Linked DNA regions of Homo sapiens: region 2 is linked to region 1. The links are chromatin contacts, found by Hi-C in ENCODE. All regions are on one chromosome and are shown on one strand. The core of a region is the stretch at or near the end of the contact, and the rest is flanking DNA. Distances in the headings are between cores, read along the strand shown. Region 1 overlaps GMDS (GDP-mannose 4,6-dehydratase). Region 2 overlaps GMDS-DT (GMDS divergent transcript).

What was found. Hi-C counts contacts between places; a loop is a spot of excess contacts on that map. Pooled maps may share reads with other maps.
Region 2: a loop to region 1 is called in a map of HepG2, with 4 times the contacts of the local background. The contact joins two enhancer-like sites. A Hi-C loop is called at or near these places in 1 of 168 maps with a recorded cell type or tissue (HepG2), 1 of 37 single-sample maps with no recorded cell type and 2 of 50 pooled maps.

The regions. Positions count from the first base shown.
Region 1 is chr6:1,949,623-1,955,122 of GRCh38, reverse strand. All of the region lies in intron 6 of GMDS (GDP-mannose 4,6-dehydratase), which reads left to right. Among named protein-coding and RNA genes, the nearest start is that of GMDS, 290 kb to the left of the region's middle. RefSeq lists an enhancer at 1,509-2,708. Within about 2 kb of position 2,227, at least 3 of the 41 ENCODE cell types and tissues checked have a DNase peak (open chromatin) inside an H3K27ac peak, as active enhancers do.
Region 2 is chr6:2,349,704-2,355,203 of GRCh38, reverse strand. The region is part of intron 4 of GMDS-DT (GMDS divergent transcript); the gene reads right to left. Among named protein-coding and RNA genes, the nearest start is that of GMDS-DT, 110 kb to the right of the region's middle. Within about 2 kb of position 3,177, at least 2 of the 41 ENCODE cell types and tissues checked have a DNase peak (open chromatin) inside an H3K27ac peak, as active enhancers do.

The DNA of each region.
Region 1 (5,500 bases), core at 978-3,477:
GCAACCCTGCATTAAGCAAATCTGTAGGTACTATTTTTTCAGGTGTTCACCTCCTGTCTCTGTGTCGCATTTTGAGAATTCTCCTAATATTTCAAACTTCTGATTATTATTATATCTGTTACGGTGATCTGTGATCAGTGATCTTTGGTTTTGCTGTTGTGATTGTTTTCAGGCACCATGAACTGCACCCATAAAAGACAGTGAATTTAATCCGTAAATATTGTGTGTGTTCTGGCTGCTCCACCAACTGGCCATTACCACCCCCTGCCACCGCCGCCCCGTTCCCTGAGACACAACAATATTGAAATTAGGCCACTTAATAGCCCTCCATTGGCCTCCAAGTGGAGGAAGTAGTTGCAGATGTGGGGGAAATAGCAAGAGAGCTAGAATTAAAAGTAGAATCTGAAGATGTGACTGCTTTTATCGTGTGCAATCTCATAATAAAGTTTTCACTGATGAGGAGCTGCTTCTTATGGATCAACAAAGAATGTATTTTCTTAAGATGGAATCTATTCCTGGTGAAGATGCTGTGAATGTTGTCAAAATAACAAAAGAAGGGTTTATAATACTACATAGGTTTAGTTGTTAAAGCAGCAGCAGGGTTTGAGAGATTGACTCCAATTCTGAAACAAATTCTACTGCGGGTAAATGCTGTTACACAGCACTGGATGCTACAGAGAAATCTTTCCTGAAAGGAAGAGTCAGTGATTGCAGCAGACTTCATTGTTGTCTTATTGTAAGAAATGGCCACAGCCGCTCCAGCCTTTAGCAACCACCATCCTGATCAGTTAGCAGCCATCGACACTGAGGCAAGCCCTCTACCAGCAAAAGGCACAGATGGTCATTAACGGTTTTCAGTGATAAAGTAATTTTTAGTTAAGGTTGTACAGGGCTTTTAAAAACATACTATTATTACACACTTAATAAACTGCTTTTTCCTTTTGTATTGTTTCTTCAAACCTGAAATTGTGTATCTCCCTGGCTGTTCCATTACATATCTTTATTTTTATATTTACATACATACAGTATTCTTTTTGCCACAAATGTGGATATAATGATAGCTTTCTACTGGAAATACAGCTTCACATTATCTGTAATAGAGAATAGACTCTCTAGGGAAAAAGGTTTTGTTTATTATCTCAAACTGTTTAATATCTATGAGGAAATAGACATGTACAAAAATTTTCTTGCCTTATTACATTTCTTTGAAAAACTAAACAATCAGACTTGTCATAAAGATATTAATTATTATATAAGTTGTGAACTATGGGGAAAATATTGAGAGGTTTTTTTAATTATTTAAAAATAGTTCATAAATAAGTATATTAGTTTCTTTTCAAATATGTTATTTACCAGTAATAAAATCTACTCTTAAAGATTATGCTATAAATTGGAACATGGGAAGCAAGCCTATTTAGTAAAGCTAACAATATTTCTAGTTTTGACTGTTTATTACATTAGGAGGTAAATAAGAAGAATAACTACTGTTCATCACATATGTAATGTAACCAGTTGGGGCTAATTATGTCTTAATTCTTAACATTGGCAGAGTACTTTGGCATGCCATAAATACAAATATGGTGACCTTTACAAAACTATAAATAACACTAATATGAGTGTATTCTAAATTAAGAAAAAACATTTTGCATGATAATTAAGAGGGAACAAAAAATACATTCTACCTTCTACTTTTGGAAGGTTAAAAAATTTAATGATTAGATTATCCCTGATTTCCTAATTTTGATGACAGTAGCTATTGTGAATAAAGGGTGAAACACACATAATATTCAGCATTCTTTTTTTTTAAATGTGATTTTTCAGTTTTCAGTATGAGTGTAGAATTAGCCGCTTTGATTTCCTACACTAAGAACAGCAGCCTCGGTTTCTGTGAGACTTCCTAGGGTCCACGTCCTGGAGGAGAAAGCCCTGACCCAGGGGTGTGACGGAGAAAGTTGTTCTGTGCTGCCGGCTGTTGGCAGGCCTGCCTCTCATACCCAGCAGCCCTTTGCTTTCCGCAGGAGATCAGTTGAAGATTTCCGTCTTTCGATGAGGATATTTTTCTTATGTTGACTCATTTTAGTCTTTCGATCATTAGGAAAGTTTGGGCAATGTAGTAACCTCTACTTCCAGGACTGACTGAGGAGGTGATGTTTGGTTACATGAGCCTACCTCGTGGGCCGTTGGTTACCAGCCGTGAGTCACTCATAGGGATTGGCTTCATCCCTGGATACCTTTAGCCTGAGTAAGAAATCACGTTCCCTGTTGACAGCGTATTTCTTCCATTCTCCTCCCACTCTTTCTTCTCTCAGTGTTTAAGAATGGGACATTTACTCAGTCTGGGTAAAGCATTCTCTCTCCCTGTGGATCTTCTTTTCTCTTCCTTTCCATATTTGCCTAACGCCTAACTGAGCCTCTCTTCTACTTGCCATATGTAACTTTGCTCCTCTGTCTCTGACCATGGGGCCTTGCAACAGATCCATCACTACCTTCTTCCCCCAGGAGCGCTTCCGTTGCTAAACTGTCTGTTCAGAATTTCATGAGATCCTAGTAAATACTTCCAGAAAGCTGGTTTATTTTGTATTTCATTCTGAGTCACGAAGAACTTTTTTTAATCATCTCCCAGCTGAGGAATCAGAGGGGTTTGGCTATCATCATCATCATCATCCTTACTGTGAAAAATGCACGCTCATTAGCTCTTCGTGTTGCGTTTGACATAGTGATTTAATACTCCACAGGTACTTTCAGAGACATTTTGACTAACTTGTTTAACTTACAAATTTTTTATCTGTATGTGGAAATGAAATTCATGTGTACTTCTATTTTTCTCTATTTTTTAATTTTAAAAATGTGTATTAAGCCATTAGATACTATTTTTTCCTTGAAAGAGCTTCTAGGGAGCAGCCAGTTAACATCCACCTGTAGGTATTCTCCCAAAATACCCTCAGAATTTGTGAAATAGGAATTTAAAGCTTCTTTCATCTCCCTTTTTTCAGCAATGAGGAAACAGAAGCAGCATGAGATTGAGTTGTCCAAGGTCGTGAAGCCAATAAATGCTAACACGGAGACCAGAAATAATCCTAGGAGAAGTCATGTAAATATTGTACATATTTGTGGAAATAACATATATACGAATTTTAGAGTTGAACTTGAGCAAAGAAACCCCTGTGACACTGAGTGGGCCACCTCAGCTTGGCAGTGAAGCAAGTGGACAAGTTGGAAACGGAATGTCTCAGCTGCTCTTATCTTTGTAAAAGACCATTAGTTTGCTTAAAGGCAATATTCCTTTAAGATGTTTGACAGAAATAATTACAATAAACATAGTTTTATAATATTAGAATATAAATGTGATATGAAATAAATAACTTCTCTTGCCTGTTATCAAGAAGTTGGTAATAGGAAGAACTAATATAAAAGACATTAAAAATCAGGCCGGGCATGGTGGTCATGCTTGTAATTCCAGCACTTTGGGAGGCTAAGACAGGAGGATAACTTGAGGCCAGGAGTTGTAGACCAGCCTGAGCAATATAGTGAAACCTCATCCCTACCACAAAATAAAAAATAAAACATTAAAAATCATGTGGCAATGGGAAGCTATAAAGTACTTTAAATATACCCATAATTAACCGTGTGAGATTGCCACAAATGGATGGTGTACTAGCACTGTTTAGATACTGAGCCATTTCTAGATGAGATAGGACATTCCTTTAAATATGGGCTTCATAAGAAATCATATACATCAGTCTAAACACAGTATTCACCTGACTGAAAGAATCTGGCATTTTTAAGGTTCATGAACTTGTGGTTTTGAGTTTTCGTCTTGAGCATTTTTTTAGCTGCCAAGTACTTTGCTTTATAAAATGTCTGACTGTATTTATCTTTATAAATTAATCTTCAGAATTTTTAAAATAATTCATGTAAAAATTACTTGTCAAAATTTAAGTAAAATTTGGGGTAATTTTCCTTTTGATTTGTTTTTTAAAGATTGTCTTTATTTGTTGCTGTAAAGATAAGATTAATGCTCTAGAATAGTGGTTCTCAACTAGGGGTGGGGAATGGGGAGAGAGTGGCTCTTTCCTCCAGAGGACGTCTGGCAGTGTCTGGAGATATTTTTCTTGTCCCAACGGAGGAGGGGGCTACTATTGGTGTCTGGTAGGTAGAGGCCAGGGATGCTGCTGAACATCCTACAGTGCACGGGATGGCTCTATAACAAACGCCTGTCCTGTCCAGATGGTTCATAGTGGTGTGCACGGGATGGCTCTATAACAAACGCCTGTCCTGTCCAGATGGTTCATGGTGGTGAGGATAAGAAACTCTGCCCTAGGATGTCATCCTTCCAAATGTGCTTGCAGAATCTGTGTGAATGCCACCTGTAACAGATGAGATGAATGCCATCTCATTTTTCGTTACACTTCAGTTTTACTTTACAGTAAATTCTTCATAGAACAACAGTAGGGTCTCATTTTTCTTTAGGTATCACTTTCACTTTACAGTAAATTCTTCATAGAACTTTAGCAAACATTTACGTGAACACCAAAGAAAACATTCGGATTCAAATAGCTCCAGGGCCTTAAGTATTATGGTCTGCTGCAGGTCAGACCCAACTCAAACCCAGGACTCTTCTAATCATTGGAGGCTGAACCCTCACCTCAGTGACCCACTGATTCACGAGCCAAGTCAAGATGGGTTTGGGACCCTCCCAAGCCTCCAAAATCAATGAACATGTTTACTTTTTGTTATTAGTTATAAGAATAACACATTTTTCATTTGAGAATAAGTTGTAGAGTCCATGATCTGGCTTTGATATAAAACAACAGTTAGAACTGATTCAAGATTATCTTTCAATGCATAGGATTATACTAATATTAGTGTGAAGGGTTCACTGCATATGAGAATTTTCCTTTAAAACTATTAGAATTCATAGATGTTTTAGTGCTTTAGGGAATAATATAATGCATGATAGAAATTAGGTAACTGGGACTTGTTTTCAGTTAATCACAATAGGCAGAAAACACTTTCTCTCTGTGTAAATACTACATATAACATGTCTAAATAAAATAATCTTTAAAAAATTACTGAATATTGGCCAGTTTGGCAAATTCAAATCATGCACTGTAGAAGTATCAAACAGGCAAACCAATAGCAAATACCTTAATATTTTGTTTGTATTTCTAGCTATAAAAGGTGCTTTGTGGCTTTTGTAGATGAGCATCAGAGACTTAATTTATTGCAAAAAATTTTAGCAGCCCATTGTGAAATCAGGGGATGAAGTAATCTCCTGTTGGAGTTCAGTAGAGCATTATAGGTTTTACACAATACCATTTGTCTGTCCATAAATGGTTAGATTGTTGGCCGCTACTCTTGGACCCACCAGGTTCTGGGTAGCCTTTCTGGTTGGGGCACAAAGTGACATCATCTGGTTTACCATTGCATTTGTAGACTATGATACTTCATAGATGACATGTACACTTGGCGATCACAAAGCTGTCTGGCCCATGTTATT
Region 2 (5,500 bases), core at 1,928-4,427, 400 kb before region 1:
CACACTTTTTGTTCTCTGTCCCAGCTTTTAATATTACAAGTCATTTTAAAGTCTAAAACTACGATCAATGGGTTTTTAATGTCATATTTCTCTTAGATTGTTGCTGTTGTTGTTGTTGCTCGGGGTTTTTAATTTCATTTTTCACTAGAAATCTTAGAAATCTGTCAAAGAATAAAGTATGTCTTTGGGCATATATACTATACTTCAAGTTACATGCATTGGAAATTTTACATATGGTATTATCATTGCTTTCAGATTTAGATATTTCAGCTAACACACACGTAGACTTCCCTAAATCAATCCTACCCCTCCACTACCACCTCCACCACTGCTTTTCAAAGGATTTAGCCCATTACACAAATGTTGCTTATATGTATTTCTTCCAGGCAGCTCCCATTGTCTGCAAGTACTCTCTTCAAAAACAAATTCAAAAGTAAAGTTAAATGCAGTCATATTACAGAGATAGCAGCAACAATATTTGGTTAACATAACTTCCCAAAATGTAATGTGTGGTTCGAATAAATTTGTTGGGAAGTGAATGTTTGCAGTAGAAGAGTATAAGCAGATATAAACATCAGAACCTTTACGATTAAATCAACAGAACGCCATTGAAATGTTCTATATCAATGAAGAATGGCTTTAAAGTACAATGCTTTAGTAAACACAGACCCTCACTTTAATCAGTAATTTTAAACTTCCCTTTCACCAAACATTTCACGAATGCCTGCCAGCATGAGATATAATCGGTTAATGTAAGGTTCACCCTCTTCTCCTTTGTCTCCACTATACACATATTTTGAAAATGGAAAGACAAAAAAATGGAAACCAGGGTATTTACAAACGTAATTATTAGCACCACAAAGATCCATAATTCCCATTATTTTATACGTATATTGGAAATGGTTTGTAGCTGCATATGATACCAATACGTATTCACTCCTATCAAAAGATAACAGTCACACCTAAAGGCACATTTCTGTGAAAGCCATTTCACAAAACAGGAAAAAAACTGAATTTTGAAATGATAGAGCTTTGCGTCCTTCTGCCAGGTGTTTTATTTTTATCACATAGTTTCTGTAAGAGAAATTTAGGCACAAATAGTCTTTCTCAATTAGGCCAGCTGGTGGCGGTGTTGACTGCATACCAGAACAGCCTAAACCTGGCAAGAGCTTCTCATTGTTTCAGAAGAGTATTTCCCAAGAAATACAAATGAGTTCATCTTATCTGTGTTTTGAAACTTTCAAAGATATTATTCCCTCATATCAGCGACTACTGTGAACTCCCTTTGTAAAGCCTGATGATCCGTCTATTTCTCTTGGCTCTGTGTACAGCATTCAAGAGACAGGACGTGTTTCATTTCCAAGGCTTAGTTAATCGATGGATATACATTTTATCTGTTCACAGCTAGCACCACTGTTTACCTTGCCCATGACAGGGCTTTGAAACTACATGGGAATTTTCCTATAAGCAGAAGAAAGGGCAACATCTGCATGAGAGAAACACAAGTTTATATTCGGAGTTAGAAACATTAAAATCGTCCAGGCCGCTGTCAGATTAATGTGTATACAGACCCACTCTGGGTATGCAAATCAGGATCTTCCCACGAACTTCTCTTTAATTGTGCTTTTACTTGATATGTCCTTATCTGTGTGTGTGTGTGTAATCTGCCTACTTAATGGAACAATCTCTGACACCAGGGCTTTGAATCATGCCAACAAGATAAACTGAAACCGATCATATTGTCAAAGAGGCATTTATAAATGTAAATACTTCTGTATAATCTGAATAAAATTTTCTCTTTCTTTATTACCAAAGTTCTCAGGTTTACTTACATGCTCCTCTCCTCTCCATATGCATTGCTGAGTTAGTTGTTCATTCCTTTTCTGTAGAATAGAGTTGGCAAATTTTTCTTAAAAGATCAGATCATAAATATTTCAGGCTTTGGGGACCAAGAGGTAAAGTCGAGACTATTACGTGGGCACCTACATAACCACTTAAAAACGTAAAAGCCATTCTTAACTCAAGAGTAGTACCAGATGCAGAGGAAGGACAGATTTGGCCTTGCAGGCCAAAGTTTGCCAATCATCTTCTAGAGAATAAATTCTATCATGGGATGTATGTATATTTTTCCAGTAAAATCCACAAAGACTGGCAGAAAAAAAGACTCTAGCCTGTATATGATGTTAAAATTTTTCTAGTTAAAAATTTTCCAATTTAAAGCTACATATTAGAATTTGATACTAATCATTTATACTTTTTAAAAATGCATACTATTATCACTAAGAAATAAAAATCCTGGACCTGAGATCAGAAAATTTGGCCCAAGAGACACTCATAATGCTGCACAATGGGCTGTGTGTGGCGACAGGGGCAAGAGAAGACAACCAGAAACACCCCCAAATAAATAACCATAATGCTGTGCACAACATACCAAGCACAGCAGGCAATTTTCAGTAACCACCTTATAGCGTGTTTTAAAACTTAGTGTTGACAACACAACATTTTTTTCTTCTTATCGTTAAACATTTTTAGTTTTATTTGTTTTAACTGACTAATAACAATTATACATATTCATGGAGTTCATAATGATGTTTCAATACATATAAAGTGAGTGATCAGATCAGGGTAATCAGCATTTCCATCATCTCAAACATTTATCATTTCTTTGTGTTGGGGACATTTCATAGGCACCAATACCTTAAATTTTAAATTTAGAATTTATATATTTTTGACAATTATTAGCACTGTAGGTTTTCAAGAAAAGATCCCCCTTCTTGCAGACTTGGGACTGTGCAGGGAGCGCTCCGGAGGCCAGGACAAAGGGTATCAGCGATGGGCTGGTGTTGATGTCTCTTCCCTGGAGATCTGAGAGAATGAGGAACTAATCTGTTGAACTAACTTAGAATGAATCATGAGTTTTGGGTTCACACTTTGTTTTTTTTTTTCCTTTCACCAGCAGCATAGGGTATTTTGCAAACTAGATTAGCTAGTAGAAAAGGAATGGCATGAAATAACAGACTCACTCAATAATTATTTGACTTTGCAATATGGTCAAAAATATTCTCAGAAGCTTACTTTTTGAAAATGAAGAAAAGAAACTTGATATGCCTGCATGCTGGGCCCTGACTTAGAGCTAATAGGGACCTTCAATATCATCCAGTTCAGCCCTCTTAGTTCACAGGTGAGTAAATGACAGCCCAGAGCACTTGAGTGGCTTGCCCAAGGCCACACAGCAAGGAACTAGCTATTCCAGGCTGATGCGTAATCAATCTACTTAACAGCAAACTTTCTAGCTCCAGGGACAGAACCAAAAGCAAGTTATTTTTCTTGAAATGAATGGGTCTTTACTTAGACTCACAAGGTAAGAGTAAAATATGAGCTATTTTGAATGCTTTCCAGCATTGTCCAGAAACCCAATAAAAATGGGAATTAAGGGATACAACTCTCACTACTACTCCAGATAGGATAGGTGCAAGCTGTGGAGAGCCGGGGGTTCGGGGGGAAGTGGGAGGTGGGTGGGGGTTTGAGAGCTGGCCTGCAGATGCCCAGGAACCTGAACCCTGCCTCCTCCAGTGGTCACCAGCCACACTGTGTCTGAGGGTCTCCAATGCTGGCAGAGACCTGCAGCCTCTGTCATCGCCTCAGACTGTACCATTCAGCAGCCACCGGGCCCTCCCTTTTGTGGAATCAAAGGGAAGCATCAGGAGAGACCAGGCATCTCAAAGCTGGGCTCTCCAAACATCACGAGATCAACTCCTTAAACATAGGAAGCCAAGCCTCTCGCCCTTCACATTTAAACATCTCAAACTGCTGCGTTCTAATCAAGTCAAGCAGCCAATGTTGTTTTTAACATTTAGAGTCTCTACTTTATGGGACACTGTGATCCATACAATAAATTTTTATCACAAGCTGGCATTTGCTCAACAGGTTCCTGGCTACTGAAGTGGATTACCCTTGGGCCCTCTATCAAGATGGCTTCATGTCTGGATTCCAGGTGACTTGGATAGTTTTCACTCTACTAAACCACACTACCTATAACGCACCTGATCTCCCTTGAGTGTCAGAGTTGGACATCCTGCCCTGTAGCACCATAACGACAAGAGAACCCAATCTTGTAGAGTCAGTGTGATGGTCTGGGGACATAGGAAATGCCTCTTTCTACACAGAAGGAAGATTATATTACGTAGTCCTGGTGAGTTTTTTCCCCATAATTGTCATCCAACATAAACGTCAGTCTCCATACATACGGCCAACAAACACGTGAAGAAATGCTCAGCATCACTGATCACCAGAGAAATGCAGGTCAAAACCACAATGAGACACCATCTCACACCAGTCAGAATGGCTATGGTTAAAACGTCAAAAAAATAACAGATGCCGGTGAGGCTGCAGAGAAAAGGGCATGCTTATACACTGCTGGTGGGAATGCAAATTAGTTCAGCCCCTGTGGAAAACAGTTTGGAGATTTCTCAAAGAAGCAAAAATAGAATTACCATTCAACCCAGCAACCCCATGACTGGGTATACACCCAAAGGAAAATAAATCACAAAAGACACCTGCCCTTGTATGTTTATCACAGCACTGTTCTCAACAGCAAAGACATAGAAACAACCCAGGTGACTATCAATAGTAGATTGGATAAAGAAAATGTCAGCCGGGCGCGGTGGCTCACGCCTGTAATCCCAGCACTTTGGGAGGCCGAGGCGGGTGGATCACGAGGTCAGGAGATCGAGACCATCCTGGCTAACAGGGTGAAACCCCGTCTCTTTTAAAAAACACAAAAAAATTAGCCGGGCGTGGTGGCGGGCGCCTGTAATCCTAGCTACTCGGGAGGCTGAGGCAAGAGAATGGCATGAACCTGGGAAGTGGAGCCTGCAGTGAAGCCGAGATCACACCACTGCACTCCAGCCTGGGCGACAGGGCGAGACTCCTCTCAAATAAATAAATAAATAAATAAGAACGAAAAAATATCAAACTTATACACCACGGAGTACTACAAAGTCACAAAAAAGAATGAACACGTCCCCTGAAGCAACATGGATGCAGCTGGAGGCCATTATCCTAAGCGAATTGACACAGAAACAGAAAACCAAATACTTCATGTTCTCACTTCTTTTTTTTTTCTTTTGAGACAGGGTCTTGCTCTGTCTCAAAAGCCCAGCCCAGGCTGCGGTGCAGTGGTGTGATCACAGCTCACTGCAGCCTCAATCTCTCAGGATCAAGCAATCCTCCCACCTCAGCCTCCAAAGTTGCTTGGACTACAGGTGTATGCCACCATGCCCAGGTAATTTTTTAAAAATTTTGTAGAGACAGTGTCTTGCCATGTTGCCCAGGCTAGTCTCAAACTCCTGGGCTCAAGTGGTCCTCCCACCTTGGCCTCCCAAAGTGCTGGGATTATAGGCATGAGCCGCCACACCCGGCCTGTTCTCACTTATAGGCTAAACCAATGTTTAGCTTCACCACAAAAGGACATGAAGACGGGAAAAATAGACACTGGGGA